4 separate regions of the Homo sapiens genome follow, and all the other regions are linked to region 1. A link is a contact called in ENCODE Hi-C or POLR2A ChIA-PET data. All regions are on one chromosome and are shown on one strand. The core of a region is the stretch at or near the end of the contact, and the rest is flanking DNA. Distances in the headings are between cores, read along the strand shown. Region 1 holds the start of PLLP (plasmolipin). Region 2 overlaps NLRC5 (NLR family CARD domain containing 5). Region 3 holds the start of CCDC102A (coiled-coil domain containing 102A). Region 4 overlaps CCL17 (C-C motif chemokine ligand 17).

Region 1 (6,413 bases), core at 47-2,546:
GTCTGGCACCAAAGCAACCACCCTGCCCTCTAGCTTGGGCCTCGCAGCAGCGCTAGCACCCAGCAATAGGAGACAATGGGAAATGTCCACTCGCTGGATTGCTAAGAAATACAGGTCCTGGCCCAACTCCAATTCCACCTGAGTCCTCTGAAAATGTATCAGGCCCTCACCCACCCAGGGCACCCACCCAGCTTCCAGACCCTCACGAAAGGGTGGCAGAGGAAGAAGCTAACATCCGGGCCTGTGGCTGGTGTGGGAGTGGAGGATGTTCCCATGGGTCCGCCTCAGTTGGGGTCTGTACAGGGGTCTGGGAGAGAGTAGGAGTCTTGCCCCTGGCTACCCACAAACCCCTCCCTCCAGCGATATCTCGGTCCCGTGGGGCTGGCTAAACCGGCTGAAACCTGGCGGGTCACCCAGAGAAAGCTAGAAGAGCCCGGCTCCCGCGCGGGCGCCCACAGGGTAGTGCCTGAGTGTGCGTGTTGGGGAGTCGGATGTGCCCTCTAGATTAGATGAGGAATGTTCATGGGTGCGGCCACCCGGAGCCGCTGGGAGCGGGACAGAAGGTGGTCAGAGAGTGGACTTTGCCTCAGACTGGGTTCCCTAGAGGGCTGGGGGCACTGTCCGGGCAGAAAGAGGGGTGAAAAAGAGAGAGGAGGGAAGGGAGGGCTGGGAAGGGTTGGCGGGTTGTGCGCAGTGACTGTGGCTCCGGTGGGGGCTTCTGTGGCCGCTGGTAACCACCTTGGAGGGGGCACGATGGGGCACGGGCAGTGGGCACTCTGTACACGGTGCAGGGTGCTCACGCTCGCAGCGACGGCCACGGGGTAGTGTCGTGGTGAGAGGGATGCAGGGCGATCTTGGGGGCGTCCGTGCGGGAAGCGCCCTAGGGGTACGCGCAGCGCGTCGGTGACAGTGTGAGCCCGGGTGGGGAGCGCAAGGTTCGCGAAAAATGAACGCAGCGCCGGAGTCCCTCACCCATCCTGGCCGGACCGGGAGCCCCCGGCCAACCCCGTGGGCCCGCGCGTGCTCTCACCAGCTGCAGCAGCATGAGCGCCCCGAGGCGGGAGCGCACGAAGCCCAGGTCCGGGCGCAGCGCCGACACCGAGGCTTCGGCGCCCTGCGCAGGACTGCTGGTCCGCGTGCTAACTTTCGACGGGAACTCGGCCATGGCGGCTCCGCTTGCCTCCCGAGGTCGCTACGGCCGCCGTCGCCGCCCCTCCAGCGGTGGGTGCCGGCTCCCGCGCCGCTTTTCCCCCAGGCTCCGGATCCCTGTGTGGCTCCAGGCGCTGCAGGAGGCGTCGGGGCTGGGAGCCTGGGGCGCCAGGTGCGGCCGAGATCCCGGCTCCGCCCCCGCCGCCGGGGCCGCCCCCTTAACCCTTTGCTCGCCGCCGCCGCCCCAGCCGCGACCGGTTCGTGGGCAGCCGCGTCCACTCCCCGGACCAGTAAACAACCCCGGGTCCGTGAATCGGCTCCGCCAGCACCAGCCTAGACCGCTTCGCCGGCCTCCCCCGGGGCAAGCCGCCCGCTGGGAATTTCCCGGCTCTCGCCCAGGCCGTGGTAGCTTCCGCGCCTAGGGATAAACTTGTGGTAGCTCGCGGGGGACACCGCTCTCCCAGGCGCTTTCTACGCGCTGTGCACCCTCGGCCTAGGCCCCGGCGCAGCGACTCTTGAAGAGTCCCGGGAGAAGGCTGGATGCGGTGGCTCCTGCCTCTGATCGCAGCACTTTGGGAGGCTAAGGTGAAAGGATAATTTCAGGCCAAGAGTTCGAGACCAGCCTGGGTAACACAGTGAGACGCCCCCCCTCCCCCCGTCTGTATTTTATAGAAAAGAAAGTAAAGAAGAATCCTGGGAGACCCAGCGCGGGGAAGGGGAGGGTCTGGGTAAGCGGTGGGTAAGCGGTAGAAGGGGGAGGTCCTTTTCTGCCTATTAATGCTGTTTTCACTTCTGAACATATTTTATATAACTTAGATGATCGCGGAGCCTCAGTTTCCTCGTCTGTCATATAGATACGAAGGAAACCTGCCTCACAGAGCGTTGTAGGGAATAAATGAAATATTCCCCAGAAAGCTCCTGACAGCGTGAGGGAGGAGGGGTCACTCAGAAGATGGGAGGTCATATACAGTTTCATTGCCACACATGCACCCTAAAATACTTACACACACACACACACCTCTTGAGCCTAGAGGTTTGCACAGATAGGTCATCATGCATTCATCAACCAATGTTTGCTGAACACCTACTACATGCCAGGCCCTGTGGATACAGCAGGAAACGAAGTAGACAAGGCCTTCTTGGCTCCCACATTTTTTTTTTCCCAAATACCCACTTAAAAAGAGAGCCACTTAAAAAATTGTTTTTAACTGACATGTAATATTAGGTTGGTGCAAAAGTTATACGGTTTTTGCATATAAAAGTATAGCAAAAACCGCAATTACTTTTTCGGCAACCTATAATTGTACCTAAATATGGGGTACCATGTGATGTTTTGGTACCTGTGTACGTTGTGTAAAAAAATCAAATCAAGGTACTTAGCATATCCATCACCTCATACATTTATGGCTTCTTTGGGGTGAGAACATTCAAAATCCCCACTTCTAGCTACCATATTTTGAAATATACAATATTAGGGCCAGGCGCTGTGGCTCACGCCTATAATCCCAGCACTTTGGGAGGCCAAGGCAGGCAGATCACCAGAGGTCATGAGTTTGAGACCAGCCTGGTCAACATGGCAAAACCCTGTCTCTACAAAAATACAAAAAAATTAGCCAGGCATGATGGTGGGTGCCTGTAGTCCCAGCTACACAGGAGGCTGAGACAGGAGAATCACTCGAACCCAGGGAGGCAGAGGTTGCAGTGAGCTGAAATCATGCCACTGCACTCCAGCCTGGGTGACAGAGCCAGACTCCATCTAAAAACAAAAACAAAAAAAGAAAAGAAATGTACAATATTGGTATTTTTTTCTTTTTACTTTTATTTATTTTGAGGCGAGGTCCCACTCTGTCACCCAGGCTGGAGGGCAGTGGCATGATCATAGCCTACTGCAGCCTCCAACCCCTAGGCTCAAGTGATCTTCTCACCTCAGCCTCCCTAGTAGCTAGGACTACAGGTGCACGCCACCATGCCCAACTAATTTTTTTTTTTTTTTGAGATGGAGTCTTGCTGGAATTACAGGCTCGAGCCACCATGCCCAGCTAATTTTTTGTATCTGTAATAGAGACTGGGTTTCACCATGTTGGCCAGGCTGGTCTTGTGATCCGCCCACCTTGGCCTCCCAAAGGGCTGGGATTACAGGCATCAGCCACTGGGCCCAGCCCTGACTAATTTTTTTAAATTTTTTTGTAGAGATGGGGTCTCTCCATGTTGCCCAGACTGGTTTCGCACTCCTGGCCTCAAGCGATCCACCCGCCTTGGCCTTTCAAAGTGCTGGAATTACAGGTGTGAGCCACCATGCCCAGCCCTAACTGTAACTTTGTACCTGTTAACCAACCTCTTTGTATCCTCCCACTACACCCCAGCCTCCTGTAACCACTATTCTACTCTACTATGAGATCAATTTATTTATTTATTTATTTGAGATGGCGTTTTGCTCTTGTTGCCCAGTCTGGAGTGCAATGGCGCGACCTCGGCTCACTGCAACCTCCGCCTCCCAGGTTCAAGCAATTCTCTTGCCTGAGTAGCTCGGATTACAGGCGCCCGCCAGCACGCTAAGCTAATTTTTTGTAATTTTAGTAGAGACAAGGTTTCACCATGTTGGCCAGGCTGGTATCAAACTCCTGAAATCAGGTGATCCACCTGTCTTGGCCTCCCAAAGTGCTGGGATTACAGGCGTGAGCCACTGCACCTGGCCGAGATCAACTTCTTTATTTCATTCCACATATGAGAGAGACCACGTGGTGTTTGTCTTTCTATGCCTGGCTTATTTCACTCACATGATGTCCTCCAGGTTCATCTGTGTTGCCACAAATGATAGGATTTCAGTCGTTGGATCCCACTGTCTGGTGGGGATGAGAAGTAATAAACCCGGGAGGAATAATACTTTCAGATAGTGACAAACGCTGTGACTAAAGTAAAATGGGGGAATGTGACACAGAGTCACCCACAGGTGATTTCTGGGTTAAGGTGGTCAAGGAAGACCTGTGGGAAGAGGTGACATTTATGCAGAGACCCAAATCATGAGTAGGGGCTAGCCTTGGGAATTCTGGGGGAAGAATTTAATAAGTGCAGGAGCCCTGAGGCTGGACCAGTTTTGAGAACAGAAAAAGGTCCTTGGTAGGGCTAGAGCCAAGTGAGTAAGGGTGAGATTGGCAACACGGGCCAGGGCCGGATCACACAGGCTATTTAGAGGACTGTATTAGTGCCCTGTGGCTGCTCTAACTTGGTGACTTAAAACAACAGAAATTTGGCCAGGCACGGTGGCTCACGGCTGTAATCCCAGCACTTTGGCAGGTGGATCACCTGAGGTCAGGAGTTCCAGATCAGCCTGGCCAACATGGCGAAACCCTGTTTCTACTAAAAATACAAAAAAATAGCTGGGCGTGGTAGTACACGCCTGTAATCCCAGCTACTCAGGAGGCTGAGGCAGGAGAATCACTTGAACCCGGGAGGCGGAGGTTGCAGTTAGCTGAGATTGAGCCATTGCACTCTAGCTTGGGCAACAAGAGTGAAACACGGTCTCAAAAAAAAAAAAAGAAAAGAAAACCCAGAAATTTACTCTCCTGTAGTCCTGGAGGCCAGAAGTCTGAAATCAGTTTCACTGAGCCAAAATCTTCCAAAATTTGGGAAGAGCCAAAATCAGGTGTCCTGAGGGTCATGCTCCCTTTGCAGAGTCTAGAGGAGAATCCCATCCTTGTTCTTCCAACCCTGGTGGGGCCTGCTGGCATTCCTCAACTTATGACTGCATCAACCCTGTCTCTGCCTCCTACGTCACATGGCCTCCTCCTTTTCTGTATGTATAACATCTCTCTCTGCCTCTCTTATAAGGACACTTGTGATTGTGTTAGGGCCACCCAGATACTCCAGAATAGTTTTCCTCAAATAAAGAATCTTAATTTGAGGCTGGGCGCAGTGGCTCATGCCTGTAAACCTAGCACTTTGGGAGGCCAAGGCAGGAGGATGGGTTTGGCTCAGGAGTTTGAGACCAGCCTGGGCAACACAGCAAATACCCCTGTCTCTAAAAAAAAAAAAAAAATTGGCCGGGCGTGGCGGTGCACACCTGTGGTTCCAGCTACTTAGGAGGCTGAGGTGGGAGGATTGCTTAAGCCCCAGGAGGTTGAGGTTACAGTGAACCATGTTTTTGCCTCTGCACTCCAGCCTGGGTGACAGAGCAAGACCCTGTTTCAAAAGGAAAAAAAAAGAAAAAGAATCTTAATTTAGTCACTTAATCTGTAAAGACCTTTTTACTTTATAAGGTAAAATGGACAGGTTCCAAGAATTAGGATCTGTTCTGTTTGTTTGTTTGAGACAGGGTCTCACTCTGTTGCCCAGGCTGGAGTGCAGTGGTGCCATCCTGGCTCACTACAACCTCCGCCTCCAGGTTTCAAGCAATCCTCCTGCCTCAGCCTCCTGAGTAGCTGGGACCACAGGTCCTTGAGCCACCATGACTCACCAATTTTTTGTAAAGACTGGGTTTCACCATGATGCCCAGGCTGGTCTCGAACTTGAGCTCAAGCAATCCTCCTGCCTTGACCTCCCAAAGTGCATGAGCCACTGATACATCTTTTAGTGGCAATTATACAGCCTACCACAATGATGGAGAAGGGCTAACATTTTATTTTAAGGCTTGGAGTGTTTTTTTTTTTTGAGACGGAGTCTCGCTTTGTCGCCCAGGCTGGAGTGCAGTGGCGTGATCTCAGCTCACTGCAAGCTCTGCCTCCCGGGTTCACGCCATTCTCCTGCCTCAGCCTCAAAGAGTAGCTGGGACTACCGGCACCCGCCACCACGCCTGGGTAATTTTTTGTATTTTTAGTAGAGATAGAGTTTCACCGTGTTAGCCAGGATGGTCTCGATCTCCTGACCGCGTGATCTGCCTGCTTTGGCCTCCCAAAGTGCTGGGATTACAGACGTGAGCCACTGCGCCCGGCCAAGGCCTGGAGTGTTTTAAGCAGGCGAGAGACAAGCTCTGATGAACACTTTAAAAATATCACTGGTTGATGCTGACTTAACCCTTTACTCAACGGGATGTTCAACCCCCTCCCCTCAATGCACCTGAGCCCCTTCCCCTGTCCCAGCACCCCACTTGCAGTAGGTGCTCTGGAAATGAGGAGTCTTCTTGGTAGCTGCAAAATTGTTACTCAGAGACCAGCCTCTCTGCAGACAAGTCCAAGTGCAGAACAAAGCTCGGGTGAGCCCTTAATTTTATTGTGACACAGAAAACAAAAAGATGATTGTTTCTGAGGCAGATTCTAAAACAGTAGGGT
Region 2 (3,428 bases), core at 268-2,767, 240 kb before region 1:
TCCAAATCCAGACCACCTCCGCCTCTCATGGTGCCTGAAAGGAGCCCCAGTGTGTAGGATATAGACAGCAGGCCAGGGCAGGAGTTGGGTAGCCAGAGGGGGATTCCGGGAGACTAGAGCCCTCCAGCTTAAACCCAGGGGATTGCCTGGCCTGTAGCTCTGGTCCTGGTCGGAACTTCTGTATCCCTTTCACACAAGGACCCATTAGGGTCCTGGATTGCCCCAGCCTAGCGCATGGGTAGAGACTCAGCTCTTTGCTCCCGGAGCCCACCCACAATCTCTTCTGTAGAGTCTGGACTACTGAAGGCTCGATTCCAGCTGGGGCTGACATCTCTGAAGCACAGATGAGGAGGAGGATGAGATTAATGATAATAGCAGTCAAGGTCAATTGAGTACTTGCCATGTATGCACCAAGCACCAAACTAAGGCAGTTCACATACAGTCTCCCATTGAGAGGCTGTGATTTGTCCAGGGTCACACAACCAGGAAGTGGAGAAGCCAAATTGGCACCAAGGTCTGATTGACTCTAGGTGGAGGATAGGGCTCGATGGTGGAAGGCCAGGCTGAGGATGGATTCTGGAGATGGCGGACATGGCCTTTGCTCAGCCTGGCCTTGGTGATGTCCCTCCAGGGCTGCATTTCTTGACAGCCTCATGCTCCAGATGCCCTCTGAGCTGCCTCTGAGCTCCCGAAGGATGAGGTACAGTGATGGCCTCCAGCCCTGTGTGTGATTCCAGCCCCCTCCCTTCCCCTGCTCAGAGCCTGCTCCCAAACCTGTGCCCAGGCCCCACATGCTCCCTGAAGGACACCTGACCTGCTGTGTCCAGGGGTCATGGCCTGGCTTCCCTACCTCCTACCTCCCCTGCCCAGCCCACCCCAGACAGGGCTCACAAGGCAGCCCCGTCAACCACCTTCCCAAGCCCAGGAGACCCCACTCCCCTTAGCTCCCTGACCCCCAGCAGCTGAGGGGTTGTGGAGACTCTGAAAAGAGGTGAAGGGGAGCACTGGGCTCCTTCTGTCATGATCCTGGTGCCTGGGCCTGGGGGCTCCCATCAGCACTCTTCCCCCCTTCTCTCTTGGTCTTTGTCTGTCCTAATCTCCCTCTGTCCCTCTGCCTGTTTCTCTCATTTCTTCCCTCTCTCATCGTGTATTTCTGTTTTATCAGTTTATTTAACTGTTATTTCAGTCTTATCTGTCTTCCTCTGATCTGCTCTCTCTCTCTGAGGTCTCTGTGCCTTGGTTTCCTTCCATCTGTGTCTCTGCCCACCCTCTGCCTATATGTGACATCCTGTGGGTGTCGTGTGTGTTGGTCCCTCTTTGTCCGTCTGTCTAGGTGCCAGATACATCCCAGTCCCTCCTCTCCTGCAAGCCTCATTCTCTGCCTCTGTGTCTGGGGGGTGGGAAAGCGGCTCCTTCCCGCCTCTGTTCAGTGGGGCATGCAGCACTGTGTTTTTGTCCCTGGGCAGGCTGACACATTGTGGCCTCCAAGAAAAGCACCTAGAGCAGCTCTGCAAGGCTCTGGGAGGAAGCTGCCACCTCGGTCACCTCCACCTCGAGTGAGTGGTTTGTGTGTTGGAAGGTGGGTGGGTGGGGCCAATTACAGTGAGTTAGTGTTGGTGTTTGGGTTTGGTTTTTAAGATTTAGATCAACTGTTCTTTCCCTGCTGAAGTCAGAAACCCCTTGGAGAATCTGGTGAAAGTTGTGACTCTTCCTCCCAAGATACAGATCCCCCATGTCTGACACGCTCGGAGGCTCACCCCTGGTCCCTCAGAGGTCCACGAACCTCAGAATAAGAACCTGGGGGAGACCCCAGCTGCCCGTGCCAGATCTGCTGAGATCTGGCCTGGCAGCCCAGGGCTGTGTCCAGTTTCAGGAAGTTGAGTAACTGGAATGCAGGGACCATGCTGCCAGCAACCCACTCCCCACCTGCTAATGTTCTCCCCTCCCTTCTCCCCACCCCCAGCTTCTCAGGCAATGCTCTGGGGGATGAAGGTGCAGCCCGGCTGGCTCAGCTGCTCCCAGGGCTGGGAGCTCTGCAGTCCTTGAAGTGAGTAGCCCGCTAGGCAGAGCCTCTGAGGCTGGGGCAGGGGGGGAGCATTCTCTGTCCCATCCCCCTCTTTCCTGGGGTTATTGTAAAGATTAAATCGGAAAATGCATGAAAATTGCCCCTAATACAATGTAAGTTCTCGGTGAAGGCTAGCTAATAGATGATTCTTACTCAGAGAGTCTGTGACTCAATAATCCCACTTCTGATTCAAGGTTTCACTTCTGGAACCTGTCTCCGCATCTCTGAACAGGCTTCTGAGGCCACCCTGGGGAGGGCAGGTGTGGGTGCGAAGTATGACTAACGGCTGGCAGTTGTTATTCTGGCCCTGGGGTGCCGGGAGGGGCTGGGGCTGTTAGCTGGGGTATGGTCAGGGTAGACAGGGAGGGTTTGTACCAGAGAGGACACTCAAGCAGGGTGCCCAGGGCTGCCAAGGATCCCTGAGTACCTGGCAGAGAGTGTGTAGGAGGAATCCCCAAAGTTTGCCTGCAATGGACCAGAGTTCTTGATCCCTAAATGCCCTTGGTGCTTTTGGCTCACAAAGCACCCCCTCCTCCCAGGCACTTCTGGGCCAAAGCCAGAGGAGCCCAGGGGAGAGGTCACAGGTCCTATATTCCAGGCTGTCTCTGTGAACACGCTTTGCTGTGTGATTCTGGGCAAGTTACATCCCCTCTCCGAGTCCCTGGTTCCCAGTCGGTAAATACATAAATTGCAGGCGTGGCCTCTGTTGGTGGCTACGATCTCTGAAATGAGTGCTGGGGCCTAAGGACCCCCTGCTCACACCCTGTTTTTGTGCAATGCTGGGAAGGAAGGGAGTTGCCTTGGTTCCTGTTCAGGGCCTGCACCTGGGAAGGAAGGAAGGTCTAACCATTGCAGGCAAATTACATGAAGACTGGAGGTTTTAGTATGTCCTCATGTGACCTTCTTATTAGTGTGGACTCGTGACCTGGTGCTGTGAGGGTCCACACTCGCCCTACCAGTGTCCCCGTGGGAGGGGAGTGTAGCATTAAATAGTAAATAGAAAACAATAACAAGTTGACAGGAGACCCTGAAAGAAAGGAGACACTTTGTTCCTGCTTTCTGCACAAGAGACCCTGCATTTTCATTTTGTCCTGGGTACCACCCCTCCCTTATCAGGTGGAGAAAAGGAGGCCCAGCTCCAGCCAGAAAGCACTCCTCAGATCCATCACAGACCGAGGGACCCACTGGGTGCCCATCTCAGCTCTGTCACCAACATGTCTCATAACCTTGGGCTAGACCTTGATTCTCTCTAGGACTCTGTTTCCCCATCTCCACCATGAGGACTTGCAAGGGGTGCTCTCTGACCATCTTGGGTTCAGTGGGTTCCGTCATCTGGAACCAGGGATCCCTCCCCCGCCCTGTG
Region 3 (7,199 bases), core at 2,578-5,077, 250 kb after region 1:
CACACACACTCCTCCTTTTCCTGGCCTAGCTCCACATAGAGAAGCTCTTGGAAAAGAAAAACAATGTGAGAGCCTGTGGGGGGAGGGGAGGAGGAGGAGGAGGCAGGAAACCCGAATGCCAGCCGGCAGCTGTGCTGGGTATGGGGGCCCGGGCCCTGTCTGCTGGGCCCTTCTTGCAGCCGCTGAACTAGGAGCCTGGCAGGGAGGGGGCCACTGCCACATCCTCCCTGCCTCTGGGAGCTGCCAGGCCTGGCACAGGGCTTGGCCCAGAGAGGGCCACCGGCTTCTTCCAGGAATCCAAGCCTGTTGGGCAGGGCCAGGGCAGGCACCACCCAGGTCTCTAATGGCTTCCAGGCACCCATGCTAAAGGCAGAGATGGGGGCTCCAGACTCACCTCATTCTCCTTCCCAGCGGCCTGGCCAGGCCCCTCCTAGGGGCTGGGGGAGAAGGAAAGGGCACAGCAGGAGCACGGAAGTTTTGGAACAGCACTCCCACCTTTGCACTTCAGGCCCAGGGTCCCCTGGAGCGGGTGTGTGGGAAGGGGTGGGGGTCGGGGTCCTCAGGGGAGTTTTCTGGAGAAGCCCACCCCGCCCCCAGCACACCAGGAATCCTGCACTCCCACATAGACCCAAGGGCAGCCAGACCCTGCCTTGCAACGCCTCCCCCTACCCTGCCCCACTCATACAGCACAGCCCTGGGGACACACACTCACATACAGCCCCAGTAATGCACACATTCACACACACACCCCCAGGGACCCGCACTCACACACAGCCCCAGTAATGCACACACTCACACACACACCCCCAGGGACCTGCACTCACACACAGCCCCAGTAACGCGCACACTCACACATGGCCCCAGGGACCCGCACTCACACACAGCCCCAGTAACACTCACACTCACACATGGCCCGAGGGACCTGCACTCACACACAGCCCCAGTAACGTGCACACACACACATACAGCCCCGGTAATGCACAGACTCACACGCAGCCCCAGTAACGTGCACACTCACACACAGCCCTGGTAACGCACACACTCACTGAGGGGCAGCAGCAGCGCAGAGCATGGCTTACAGTCGTGGAGATGCCCCAGCTGCCCTGCCCGCCCCTTCCACCAGGCTCAATGCCCTCTTGCCATGGGGTGTCTATGTGCGTGGGGCGTGGCCTCCTGTTCCCTTGGCATACTGCCCCACCAAGGGGCAGGTCACGGTGGGACCGGCCACCACAGGCCCCGGGGAGCCTTTCCTACCCCACCCTTCGTTGTCCTGCCTCCCAACAGCCAGACAGGTCTATTACTGCTTTAAGTCTCTGGGTTTGTATTCCAAATGCCCATGTCCCAGACTCCAAAACCCCCACCCATCTTCAAGTTCAGCTGCCACCAACTCCAGGAAATGCCTTGATCTCCCCAACCCCACCCCCACCTGGGGACCACAGCCCTACAACCTCCCACAGCCAAGCCTGGCAAGCTGCCATCTCTCTTCTGGCAGTACAGGCTTCCCTCATCCAGATGGGACACTTGTGCCACTTAGAGCTTCCATCAGGGCTCCTGAACCCCAGCCCCACAGCTGTGCTCACTGGTAGCTCACTCCAGGACAGAAACAAGAATATTTTGAGCTGACACTTGCTGCAGGCTAGGCCCTCATCAGCCCTGCCCACAGAAAGTGACCCAGTGGTTCCTGTTGCTTGTGGACTTGTCTGGAATATCTCTCCTTCCTTCATCAGCAAACTCCTACACATCCTTCAAAACCCACCTCCAGTGTCCCCTCCCCTAGGAAGCCTTCTCTAACCTCTCTGCACAGAGTATGCTCCCAAAGCACCAGGCACCTCCGTGTTCTACAGCAAAGGCCTTACTTTGAAGTCCACGAGCGAGGGCATCAGCACAGGGCCCAGCATACAGCAGATGCGTGATGGATGGAAGGTACCCCTAAGAAGGTGGTACCACTCTTAGGGGTACCCTTGTGACCATGCAGAGTTTGGGAAGGTTGAGTCATCCTAAAGATCAGGAGTCAGTCGGTGGCCAGGCTCTGAGACAGGTAGGTATCTGAGCCTGTCTGGCCAGGGTTGGAATAAGAGGTCATCTCACGGCCAAGTCGGCTGTCCCACCTTTTACCTGGGGAAGCCTAATTGACCCACTGGGAACAGCGTTGTGTTTTGTCCTCAGCATGTTTGGATGGGTCTCTCCATATCAGTGAGAGGAATGAGCAATGCCAAGGCCTGGACAGGGGCCAGCTGAAGGGATGGGGAGCCCAGTGCCCCAACCCCTTCCCCGGCTCTGAAACCCTGTAGATCCTCCCAGAGCCTTTCAGGTAGGGCCCTGGGACAAGCCCATGGCCACAGGCCTGGCTGTGGACAGAAAGCAGAGCCCAGTGGGAAACCACAGAGGACAGCCTGATTGAATAAGTGCAGGGCCCAAGGCTGGTCAGCCCACAGACTGCGGGCACCTGTCCCTGTGACCTGCTGCCCAGGATCCAGCTGCAGGACCTCTGGGGGGAGCTGGCTGGCGGGAAAGGAAGGGATGGCGGCTAGGCCTCCAGGCTGGACCTAAGCCCAGGGGTAGGCACCCCTGGCCTATTCCCAGGTAGCCCCATCTTAGACTGAGGAGCCACAGAGACAGCCTGGATCATTGATTTGAACTCCTTTCTTTACATATGGACCAACTGAGGCCCAGAGGGACAGCTACGTGTCTGTGTCCACACCGCGGACCAGCAGCAAGGCCAGAGTAGGGAGCTGGTGATGGGATGCCTCCTCTTCTGGATCTTAGCCACCTGAGGGGCACAATGCCCCCGAGAGCACCTACACGATGGGGTCTGCAGGCACCAGGCCAAGTGGATACGCACAGCTGGAATGGTGGGGTGAACCTTCATGGGGACCCAGCCCCACCCCGACCCCAGCCCCACCCCTCTCGGCAACACCGTGAACTCTTCACTCTTGTACAGCAGACATCCCGCTAGTCCCAGCTCCATCACTGATATGCTGTGTGATATCTGCAAGTCCCTGCCCTCTCTGGGCCTCAGTTTCCTTACCTACAGGATGGGGAGAGGCACTAAAAAGATTCCTGAACGCTCTAACAGGTGGGCAGACCTCCCGAACCCAAACCAATCCAACCCCCACAAGAGCCCTGGGAGAGCGGGGGTGGGAAGGTGGACACCACCCCCACCTAAGGTACTGAAACTGAAGCCCCAGCCCTGCGTCGCCTTAGTCCTCACTTAGTCGACCCCTCCCAAGCCGCTGGCCCTGCGAACCGCCCCGCTCCACCTAGCGACGGGCGGAGGGTGGAGGGGGTTCCCGGCCCGCGCCGCGCGGTCCCGCCCACCCCACCGCATGGCCCCCATTGGCAGTCGCCGCGGCTCTGGGCAGGGCGCCGTGCTCTGATTGGCCAGCGCCGCCCGTCCATCCCGCATTCGCCATGGCGACCACGTTGGGTCCCCCGGGAGAGTCCCAAATTCCGTCCCCGCCCGCCGCCCCCTCCCGTCCGGCCCGGGCCGCGGCATTCCGGAGGCGCCTCCCCTCCCCCATCACCCCGCGGCCCCTCCCCACCGGAGACCTGGGGTTCCGGGGGCTGAGGGAGGCCGGGGAGGCGTCTAGAAAGTTCTGCTCTGAGTTCGGGGGTTGCCGCGGGCGCCCCGACTGTGTCTGCTCCTCCAGCACGCCCCACAACTTAACCCCTTCCTTCCCGCGGAAGGCGCGCGGCCTGGAGCAAGTTCCCGGGCCGCCTTGGCCTGCCGCCCCCCGGCCTGCCGCCCCCGCTCACCTCGGGCCGGGACTTGCGGGCTCCGTACGTCCCAGCCGCTGCGGCGGGGTAGAGCGGGCACCGTGCAGCTGCGACCGCCGCCGGAGGGGCCGAGGGAGGGCCGCGGAGTCTCCTCCTCCCTCCCGGGGGGAGGGGAAGCAGGGGGAGCGGCGGGGCCCCCGAAGCGGTCGCAGGCTGCGGCCCCGCTGTGACCCCGGCCCACCGAGCTGCTGGGGTGGGGGCTCCAGCCTAACTTCGGGGCGAGGGGTGCGGGCCGGGGCGGTGGGCTCTGCTGCAGAGCGGGCCGTACCCCAACGGAGGCCCCACCCCCGTGAGGGGCCGAGAGTTGCGGGGGGGCTCGGCTTTCTTGGTTCAGGTTTCCTCAGCGCCAACTACGTACTAGGCGCCCCCAGCAGAAACGGCCACCGCGGGTCCCAGCTCGGCACGTGGAGCGAGCTTACCAAGTCTTCACTGTTGTTACCTGCATTTTTCCCTGGGCCAGCTCTGCCACCGAGTGGAAGTGGGCCAACAAGTCTGTGCCCATCGGGCCTCAGTTTCTCTTTCTGTACAACAGAAGGGTTGACGAAAGCAACCTTGCGCTTGTTAAGAGGTGGGGGGCGCGGGGAGCACTCGGCCCGGCGGGCGGAGACTTTTCTCTGCATTGCGATGGTGGTTGGCAGGCCCTGGGGAATTACGGTACTTCGCCTTCGGGGACGCCCAGCTGTTTTGGGGCTTTCTCTCTATTGGGGGTAGGATGTTTGTGGTCTTGACTGGAAAGCCGGGACAGGCGTCTGGAGGACTCCCCACTACATCCTGTACCCTGGAAGGCCCCCGAGGTGAATCTATTTAAAAGAAGACCAACAATTCACCAAGATGGTGGGGAAAACCTGGCCTGATTGGGATTTTACCTAGAAAAAGAAGCTAAATATTACGAAGATAAATTAGTTTTACCCCGTGATTAACGGAGTTTAGATTATGATTGCAACCACGCACGCCTTAAAATGAACCAAGAATGAATCAGATGTTAACACTGGAAGTCTTGCTTTTTCTTGTAATAGTTGAGTATGTAGCATCCTTCCCTTCTGAACTGGTTTTTGCAGTAAGAGATTCATTTTTGCAAAAATATTTGAGAGCTTCCTCAAACTCAAGGATCACTCTGAATCCTTTGATAGTCCAGTGCCTTTTTTCGGGTCTGGGTCACTTCCCTTGCAGACGTTCCCTTTCTCTGTGGGCAGCGGCTGTTCCATTTCTCCTGCTTTGCTTCCACCAACTTCATGAAATCCCATACGTTGCAAGACTGGCAGTTTCACTTGTCGATTCATTTGCTTTGTATTTGTTATGCGTGGCTGAATGTTGAAAGCGTCTGTTCACCAGCCAGAGATAGATAGGAGATGTATGTGGGGTTTGAGTACTCAGAGGACAAGGGCATCCACATTTTACAGCTGAGGAAATGAAGGCTCAGAGAGGCTCTTGGCTCAGACTTGCACAAGGTCCTACAGCCAGTAACAGCCTTGGATCAAGAGCCCAGAGGTCTTGCCCAGAGTTTTTGGAGGTGGAAATGGGGCTGGGGAAGGTGGTGGAGACTGAGTTGATGGTGCACCTGAACTCCAGCTATAACCTCATCACTATCAGGCCTTCTCTCCTTAGGAAGAAGCAGTAAATATTGTCCTGAGGATGTCTTTTGCAGGGGCTAGGGTGGGGTGACGTGACCCACCCGATCGTAGAACCAAAGTAGGTGCTGGCCACAGGTTTTGGCAGCTCGCATGATGTTATCTTAGTTACCTAGGGGCTGGGTGTTATTACCACCCTCTCATAATGAGAAAAGTGAAGATCAGAAATGACTGGACTGGGCACGGCGGCTCACACTTGTAATCCCAGTGCTTTGGGAAGCCAAAGCGGGAGGATCGCCTGAGGCCGGGAGTTCAAGACCAGCGTGGGAACATAGGGACACTCTGTCTCTACAAAAAGATAAAAAGTTTAGACAGGTGTGATGGTACGCTCCTGTAGCCCCAGCTAACTTGGGAGGCAGAGGCCAGAGGATCGTCTCGAGTAACTGGCCCGGGGTCACCCTATGAGATGTCAGATCCCAGATCTGACTGTTTCAATTTTACCATAGTTCTCTTTCTAGAACAACACCCCCAGGCGCCTCTCTGAATGCAAGGCTAATCTGGCGTCAACCTCCCCAGTGGTCTCGGCAGGGTTTCTCTCTGGCAGCCTGTCCCACTCAGTTCAGGACAGTCAGGTTTTTGAGGCGTGTGTCAATATTTCCCACACTTCAGCAGTTCTGTTTTCCTGTATTACTGCCACCACTTTTTGCCACTAACACATGCCCTTATTTACCTAGCATTTTTCTTTAAATCATTTCACTTTGTAGGACCTACTTGTATCTTAAAGCCTATTTCATATAGCTAGGTAAATAGAAAATTTGTATAACTTGCCACAAATAGAAAAAGATCATAAAAATAAATAGTATGCAAATAAAACAACGTTAGTAAAGTCTAGCTAGAAACGTTCTCTTTGTTAAGAAGGGGCATCATTTCTACACCCATGTTGATTGTAGCATTATTCACAATAGCTGAAAGGTGGAAGTAACTGAAGTGTCCATCAACAGATGAATGAACAAAATGTAATATGTATTATACACATAGTGGAATGTGATTCAACCTTTAAAAGGAATGAGAGTCTGACACACTACAACACGGAGGAACCTTGAAGACGTCATGCTAAGTGAAATGAGCCAGTCACGCAAGGACAAAGACTGTATGATTCTACTAAGATGAGGCACTTAGAGTGGTCAAATTCAAGAGACAGAAAATAGAACGGTGATTGCTAAGGGCTTGGGGGAGTAGAGAACAGGAAGTTCTGTTTCATGGGTATGGAGTTTCAGTTTGAGAATATGAAAAATGTTTTGGACATGGGATGTGGTGATGTTTGCATGACAGTGTAAAGGTAGATAATGCCATTGCACTGTACCCCTTTTTTTTTTTTTTTTGAGACAGGGTCTCACTCTGTCACCCAGGCTGGAGTGCAATGGTTCGAACACAACTCTCTGCAGCCTCGACCTCCTGGGCTCAAGCGGTCCTCCCACCTCAGCCTCCTGAGTAGGTGGATCTACAGGGGCACGTTACCATGACCAACTAAATTTTTTTTTTTTTTATAGAGGCAGGGTCTGCTATGTTTCCCAGGCTGGTCTCGAACTCCTGGGCTCAAGTAGTCCTACCACTAGGGCTTTGTCCAAAGTGTTGGGATTATAGGTGCGAGCCAACCCACCTGGTCTGAATCTACACTTAAAAATGCTTAAAATGGTAGCTTTTGTTACATATATGTATGTGTGTGTGCGTGTATATATATATATATCTTACCACAATAAAACATTTAAAAGTCAGACGTCCTGTTTTGAAGTCTAATAAAAGATTGAAAAATGGGGAAAAATAAGGGACATAGTCTGTGTTAGAGAGGGGTTA
Region 4 (7,245 bases), core at 1,031-3,530, 130 kb after region 1:
ATAGGCAGTGATACACATGCAGTCATCACACACAGATGCACACATGGACACGCACATGCAGATCTTCCACGAACACCCCCCAGAGGTCCCCGCAACACACACGCAGACACTCACAGACACCCCTGCCCCGCTCCTCTCCCTGCAGCTCGAGGGACCAATGTGGGCCGGGAGTGCTGCCTGGAGTACTTCAAGGGAGCCATTCCCCTTAGAAAGCTGAAGACGTGGTACCAGACATCTGAGGACTGCTCCAGGGATGCCATCGTGTAAGTCCCCCTGGCTCCACCCCTGCTCCTCAGGGCCAAGCATGGGGACAAGTGCACCCTGGAGCTCCCAGGACGGCCAATGGGGAGCAGGGAAGAGACAGCGGGGCCTTCCTCCCCAACCCCTGCAGGCTCCCCACACTGTGGGACCCAAAAGGGCCGCAGGCCATGAGGTCCAACCTATTCCTTGATTTGTGGTGAAATTGAGGCCCCGGGAGCAATGAACACCCCCAGGTCACACAGCTGGTCAGGGGCAATGTGGTCACCTCCCCCAGCCTGGGCCTGAGCCCTGCCCGCAGTCTCCACGTCCCAGGCTCTAGACTGTCTGGGGGCATGGGCAGGCTGAGGGGTGGGCACAAGTTCCTGCAGCCCTGGCTCCCTGGGAGGGTCGAGATTACTCGGGACAGAGCCTGAAGTCCCAGATCTGCCACCAATGCCCTGTGTGACAGCAGCAACTTCCTGCCCCTCTTGGAGCCTTGGAATCCTGGTCAGCACAGGGCGGGCCGTCCCAGGGACTCTGGGGGCCCTTCCCCCCCTGCCACTCCTGGTAACGTCCTCCTTCTGTGTAGTTTTGTAACTGTGCAGGGCAGGGCCATCTGTTCGGACCCCAACAACAAGAGAGTGAAGAATGCAGTTAAATACCTGCAAAGCCTTGAGAGGTCTTGAAGCCTCCTCACCCCAGACTCCTGACTGTCTCCCGGGACTACCTGGGACCTCCACCGTTGGTGTTCACCGCCCCCACCCTGAGCGCCTGGGTCCAGGGGAGGCCTTCCAGGGACGAAGAAGAGCCACAGTGAGGGAGATCCCATCCCCTTGTCTGAACTGGAGCCATGGGCACAAAGGGCCCAGATTAAAGTCTTTATCCTCAGTCTGTGTCAGCGTGTCTGTCCCCACAGCGCAAGATGCGCTTCCACTCCGGCCTGTCACTCTGGGAGGGTTCTCAGAGAACCTCTGGTCCTGCCCTGTGCAGGTCGGAAAGGGAAACTGAGGCTGAGAAGGGCACGTGGCTTCCGCAGACCACGCACCAGTGAGGGGAGGCCCTGGTGAGAGGCCCGGGCAGGGGCGGGGTTGGCGGGGTCCTGGGAGGCGGCCGCTGGATTCTCTCCCTACCCACCCCAAGGTCTCCCGGTTTCCCCCCAGCCCAGCTCCTGTTCTTGCCCCACGTGGAGCTGAGGACAAACTTCCCCGAGGTGCTGGAGTCAATTTCACAGACTGGCCAGGACCCTGCCGCAGGCCACAGCTCTGCCCAGTGCTGGGGAGCCCCCTGGCCAAGGGTGGGGGAAGCTTGTAGCCCTGTCCTTGCCTTCCCCTGCACTCACTGCAGTCCAGCTGGCCCGGCTCCTCCTGGCCCTGGCTCCCTCTCCCCGCTCAAACTCCAGACCCCAGCTCCAGGGCGAGGGGGCTCTGTGGGTCCTGGGCCCTCTGCCTGCGGCTGACTTCCTAGCCCACTCCAGGCTCAGGCAGGCGGGCGCCACGCGGCCCTGTGGTTCCTCCTGACTGAAGTGTGATCCCCACCCGGCCCTGGCTGCGCCCAGCCTGCCGGAAGCCGGCCCAGCACAACCGCCCACCGACTCGCTCCCCCAGCTCTTAGGGACTGCCCTGAAGCCGACCCCTGCTCCGCGTGGTTCTCTCATTGTGTGTGTGTGTGTGTGTGTGTGTGTGTGTGTGTGCGTGCGCGTGTGTGGCAGTCCCAGCTCCTCCATTAGGTTGAGAGCTCCGTGAGCCACTCCGGGGACCCCACACCCCTGTGCTAAAAAAGATGGGGACTAGAGGCTCAGGACACCCCACCCCCAGACCCCTCTGCCCATGCCCAGCTAAGGGCTGAGCACAGAGGAGTCGGGGCCTAAGCCTTCTAGTTCTCTCTCACTCTCCCAACCAGCGATGGGGCCGTGGCTTCTCTCTGAACACAGTTTGGCGGCAGGGGCGCGGGTCCTTCTCTTCCGAGGACCTTGTGGCGGGCATTGTTTGGTGGGGCTGCGGTTAGAAGGGCAATTTCCAGGCCCGGCTGTTGCCTCCTGCTGCTCCCTTGTGGCCAGTCAGCTCATTGCAGGGCAGATGATAGAACCCAAGTTTACTTTCCAGTACGGGCACAGCGATAACGAGGTTGATAAAACCAGTGAACTGGCTTGCCTGTGACTCTAGGGTCTCTTCAGCCGCAAGTGGGCTCATCTCCTGTCCTGATGCCGAGGAGGATCACTTGAACAACTGCCTAAGACCCAGAGTCCTGGGGATGGCCCAGTCTGAGTTCTTCATGGAAAATTGTCCTCTGAATCCACCGGGAGGAGGAAGGATGATCTAAAAAGGGAGGGAGGCAAGGAGAAGCTCCTAAGACAGCAAAGGCCAGAGACAGCCGGGGTCTGGACCCCTGCACCCTGCAGGCGAGAGCTGGAAGGACTCTCAGAGTGCAATGGCTCCATCTCAGCTCACTGCAACCTCCGCCTCCCAGGTTCAAGCGATTCTCCTGCTTCAGCCTCCTAAGTAGCTGGGATTACAGGCGCCCGCCACCACACCCGGCTAATTTTTTTGTATTTTTAGTAGAGACGGGGTTTCACCATGTCGGTCAGGCTGGTCTTGAACTCTTGGCCTTATGTGATCCACTCGCCTTGGCCTCCCAAAGTGCTGAGATTACAGGCATGAGCCACCGCGCCTGGCCTCCAGCAAACTTCGTTTAAAAAAGCAAGACCTTTTTTGTTTTTTCCCTACTGAAATCCTACTCAGAAGCCCATATTGTAAGCTTAGGTAAGTAGAGCTGCCGTGGAGGCCTGTGAGGAGGTGGGGAGTTGCCAGAGGGTCCCTGAAAGTGAGATAGGGTGGGGCATTGCATAAAGGCAGGGAAGAGGTGGATCCAGGACTGGCAACAAAACGCAGGATTCAGAATCCAAGTATTCACGAGCAGCATCCGGTGCAAGCTGGGGGATGGTGAGATGCAAGAGATAGGACAACTGCCATGTGACCTTAGGGCATTTTAAGGAGGTGTGACCTGGAGACTGCTGTGATTGGAAAGACTGCTGGGAGGGAAAAAGAGGAATGGGCAGGTTCGGGGTGAAAAGTGAGGAGAAGCGCCAGACTTATGTTGTTTCTTTCACCTGGTAGGTGCCTCCCCTCCTCCCCCACCCCACCCCTGCTTTTTTTTTTTTTTTTTTTTTTTTTTTTTTTCAGATGGAGTCTGGCTCTGTGACCCAGGCTGGAGTGCAGTGGTGCGATCTGGCTCACTGCAACCTCTGTCTCCCGGGTTCAAGCGATTCTCATGCCTCAGCTTCCTGAGTAGCTGGGATTATAGGTGTGCACCACCACACCTGGCTGATTTTTGTATTTTTAGAAGAGATGGGGTTTTACCATGTTGGCCAGGCTGGTCTCGAACTCCCGAGCTCAAGTGATCCGCCCACCTCGGCCTCCCAAAGTGCTGGGATTACAGGCGTGAGCCACTATTCTGAAATCCAGTTTCTCTTCAACGCTCAACTCAGTGCTGCCTCTGCCACAGCCAGCCTACTCAACCTCAGCTGTGTGTCCTCCACCTGCACCCAACGCTCACCTTAGTCTAATCCTGACCACACTCTACCCCTTGTAATTGGAGCTGCTTGGGTGATTTACCCAATAAACTCACTGAGCAGGTATTTGGGTCAGGAAACAGTACCAGACTCATTTATGAGGAGGGAAAAAAGCTTTGTGCACAGTGTATATTTGATTTATACATTTTCATCAGTGCTGCTCAGGTGAATTCCACAAGGGGCACTAGTGGGGAAAGAGAAATTTCCTGGGGAGCCCTAATAACCCGGCTTGAAGCATATTGCATCTCCAAACGTGGAAATTAGAATTGGGTTGTTTTCCAGTGGCCCACCAGAGGGCACTCTGCTCTTAGGAGGAAGTTCTGAGGCTGATGCGCCAGGGGCCCTGACCCCACCAGCCAGACTCCGGCCCCATCGCTGTCCCCAGGGGCTGGGATCAGCCACATCTGGTTGTAGCTGCACTAGGCCTTGGGGCAGGGGTGTCTGTAGCTGGCCGGCTCTCCTCTTGTGGGAACAGAAGCAAAGAAACCGCCAATTACACTGTCTGGGGTTTGCTGGATGAAGAGGAAGAAGGAAGAAACCCTGCTGGGACTAGCAGGGCCACTAACTCCAGACGCAACCTGGGCAGTGCCAAGAGCTGTGGGCTGGGGTGTTTCACTGTGTTTTCTTAGAGACTGTATTTGGTCTATTTGGCATCCATTTATCACAGGGCCAAATCACAGGGCCAAAAGCATTTATACCTCCCCTGCAAGCTGGTTTTTGCAAGTGTTTGAAAGTAATAATAGTTACAAACCCTCCAACCAATCCCAATCACAGGCCCCCCAACCATCTCTATTTAACTCTCACACCAAGCCAGTATTTCCCCTGCCCTAAATCACCCAGAGCCAGGTAGAGACAACTAGGGACGGCCCCTAAGCCCAAGGCCCCCTGGAATTATTCCAACTAGCCAGACCCGGGCTGCTTCCCCTGGCCTGCCTTGCACTTCGGGTGGAAACCCCACAAAAGGCTGTGGCCTGTGCTGTTCTGATCCTTCCTTTCAGCCTCCTGACCAAACTTGGTGCTCCCCCTGTGGCCCCGTGTGTGGTCCTGCGTGTGTGCCATGCCCTGTTCTCCTGGGAGATGCAAGTGATGAATTCTTTCAGTGTCCTTGGTCGCTCTGTGTTGTCACTCAGTCACCTCCATCAATTCAAATCCTGGGGGTACATTTTAAATTTTTTAAATTGATGCATAGTAATTGTACATATTTATGGGATACATATGATACTGTGACACAAGCATACAATGCATAGTGATCAGATCAAGGTAATCAGGATATCCATCACCTCGAACATTTATCATTTCACTGTGTTGGGAACGTTTCAAATCTTCTCTTCTAGCTATTTTGAAATATACAATAGGCTGGGCATAGTGGCTCACACCTGTAATCCCAGCACTCTGGGAGGCCAAGGTGGGAGGATCACTTGAGCCCAGGAGTCTGAGACCAGTCTGGGCAACATAGTGAGACTCAGTCTTTACGAAATGCACAAATTAGCCAGGCATGGTAGCATGCGCCTGTGCTGCCAGCTACTCAGGAGGCTGAGGTGGGAGGATCACTTGAGCACAGCAGGTCAAGGCTGCAGTGAACTGTGATGGTGCCACTGCACTCCAGCCGGGGTTACAGAGGGAGACCCTGTCTCAAAAAGAAAAAAAAGGCTGGGCATGGTGGCTCACGCCTGTAATCCTAGCACTTTGGGAGGCCAAAGTAGGTAGATCACCTGAGGTCAGGAGTTCTAGACCAGCTTGGCCAACATGATGAAACCCCATCTTTACTAAAAATACAAAAAAATTAGCTGGATGTGGTGGCTGGCACCTGTAATCCTAGCTACTCGGGAGGCTGAGGCAGGAGAATCGCTTGAACCCGGGAGAGGTTGCAGTGAGCCAAGATTGCACCATTGCACTCCAGCCTGGGCGATAAGAGTGAAACTCCATCTCAAAGAAAGAAAGAAAGAAAGAAAAAGAAAGGAAGGAAGGAAGGAAGGAAGAAAAGAAAGAAAGAAAAAAGAAATACACAATAAATTGTTTACTATAGTCACCCTACTGTGCAATCGAACACTGGAAATTATTCCTTCTATCCAGCTGTTTGTTTGTACCCATTAACCAATCTCTCCCCATCACCCCTCTCCCCTAAATAGAACTACCATATGATCCAGCAATCCTACTACTGGGTATTTATCCAAAGGAAAGGAAATCAATATATCAAAGGGATACCTGCACCCCCATGTTTATTGCAGCACTATTCACAATAGCCAAAATATGAAATCAACCCGTGTCCATCAATGGAGTAATAAATAAATAAATTTGGTACATGTACACAACAGAGTACGATTCAGCCATAAAAAAAGAAGGAAATCCTGTCATTTGCAGCAAAATGGATGGACAGTCATTATGTTAAGTGAAATAAGCCAGGCACAGAAAGACAAATATCTCATGTTCTCACTCATATGTGGGAGCTAAAAAAAGTTTATCTTCGAAAGTACATTTTAACACAAAGGGTCAGGGACCTGTTTGGAGTCTCTGCTTTGCCACTGACTGGCCGTCGGACCTGGACACATGCGCCTCACCTGCCTGAGCCTCACCTGCCTGAGCCTATTTCTCCATGAAGCAATGGAACTGGACCTTCTCTCACCTGTTTGGGGATGTGCCAATATGGCTACTCCTCTACCTCTCACATCGCCCTTAGCGGACCACAGTCTTAGAAAACCTGCCGTTTCTGGTCGGACGCAGTGGCTCACAATCATGAGGTCAAGCGATCGAGACCAGTGTGACCAACATGGTGAAACCCCGTCTCTACTAAAAATACAAAAATTAGCCAGGCATGGTGGCGCGTGCCTGTAATCCCAGCTACTCGGGAGGCTGAGGCAGGAGAATCACTTGAACTCGGGAGGCAGAGGTTGCAGTGAGCCGAGATCACGCCATTGCACTCCAGCCTGGGTGACAGAGTGAGAGTGAGACTCTGTCTCAAAAAAAAAAAAAAGAAAAAGAAAAGAAAAGAAAGAAAAGAAAACCTGCCATTTCCTCATAATTGAACTGCCATCACCTGGATATTCCCTGTGCCCTTCTCCAAAGCCAGCATGGCAACCACGGGGGTGAAATACTCAGACGAGCAAAGGGATCAGGGCTTTAAGAAGCCAGCCTTCAGCCAAGCATGGTGGCTCACACCTGTAATCCCAGCACTTTGAGGGGCCGAGGCAGGCGGATCACTTGAGGTCAGGAGTTCAAGACCAGCCTGGCCAACAGGGTGAAACTCTGACAGTACTAAAAATACAAAAATTAGCTGGGCATGGTGGTGCATGCCTGTAATCCCAGCTACTTGGGAGGCCGAGGCAGGGGGATTGCTTGAACCTGGGAGGTAGAGGCTGCAGTGAGCCCAGATCAGTCCACTGCACTCCAGCCTGGGCAACAGAGTGAGACTCTGTCTCAAAACAAACCAACCAACCAAC

What was found. A loop is a pair of places that touch in the nucleus more often than their neighbours do. ChIA-PET counts read pairs that join two places held with the same protein, here RNA polymerase II (POLR2A). Pooled maps may share reads with other maps.
Region 2: a pooled map shows a loop between it and region 1 (2.0-fold over the local background). The contact joins the enhancer-like site here to the promoter of PLLP in region 1. A Hi-C loop is called at or near these places in 1 of 50 pooled maps. POLR2A ChIA-PET finds 5 or more read pairs at or near these places in 4 of 52 experiments (A549, activated CD4-positive, alpha-beta T cell, activated CD8-positive, alpha-beta memory T cell and 1 more).
Region 3: a pooled map shows a loop between it and region 1 (2.4-fold over the local background). The contact joins the promoter of CCDC102A here to the promoter of PLLP in region 1. A Hi-C loop is called at or near these places in 1 of 37 single-sample maps with no recorded cell type and 1 of 50 pooled maps. POLR2A ChIA-PET finds 5 or more read pairs at or near these places in 3 of 52 experiments (activated CD4-positive, alpha-beta T cell, naive thymus-derived CD4-positive, alpha-beta T cell and naive thymus-derived CD8-positive, alpha-beta T cell).
Region 4: a loop to region 1 is called in a pooled map, with 4 times the contacts of the local background. The contact joins the enhancer-like site here to the promoter of PLLP in region 1. A Hi-C loop is called at or near these places in 4 of 168 maps with a recorded cell type or tissue (astrocyte of the cerebellum, brain microvascular endothelial cell, endometrial microvascular endothelial cells and 1 more) and 6 of 50 pooled maps. POLR2A ChIA-PET finds 5 or more read pairs at or near these places in 9 of 52 experiments (AG04450, Caco-2, GM12878 and 6 more).

The regions. Positions count from the first base shown.
Region 1 is chr16:57,283,376-57,289,788 of GRCh38, forward strand. PLLP (plasmolipin) reads right to left here and starts at 1,297. Exons shown (of 4, transcript NM_015993.3): 1 at 1,031-1,297. The coding sequence starts at 1,165. RefSeq lists an enhancer at 375-1,036 and silencers at 1,081-1,490, 3,740-3,952.
Region 2 is chr16:57,040,019-57,043,446 of GRCh38, forward strand. NLRC5 (NLR family CARD domain containing 5) reads left to right here. Exons shown (of 49, transcript NM_001384950.1): 17 at 632-700; 18 at 1,467-1,556; 19 at 1,964-2,047. Among named protein-coding and RNA genes, the nearest start is that of CPNE2, 51 kb to the right of the region's middle. RefSeq lists enhancers at 1,815-1,864, 2,135-2,234. Within about 2 kb of position 1,518, at least 9 of the 41 ENCODE cell types and tissues checked have a DNase peak (open chromatin) inside an H3K27ac peak, as active enhancers do.
Region 3 is chr16:57,532,744-57,539,942 of GRCh38, forward strand. CCDC102A (coiled-coil domain containing 102A) reads right to left here and starts at 3,828. Exons shown (of 9, transcript NM_033212.4): 1 at 3,757-3,828. It also overlaps a transcript of ADGRG5 not described here. RefSeq lists enhancers at 1-276, 277-835, 6,337-6,426, 6,677-6,726, 6,747-6,806 and a silencer at 3,121-4,070.
Region 4 is chr16:57,414,936-57,422,180 of GRCh38, forward strand. It overlaps CCL17 (C-C motif chemokine ligand 17), which reads left to right. Exons shown (of 4, transcript NM_002987.3): 3 at 146-263; 4 at 830-1,128. The coding sequence ends at 926. Among named protein-coding and RNA genes, the nearest start is that of CCL17, 14 kb to the left of the region's middle. RefSeq lists enhancers at 1,182-1,697, 1,698-2,213, 2,730-3,244. Within about 2 kb of position 2,281, at least 17 of the 41 ENCODE cell types and tissues checked have a DNase peak (open chromatin) inside an H3K27ac peak, as active enhancers do.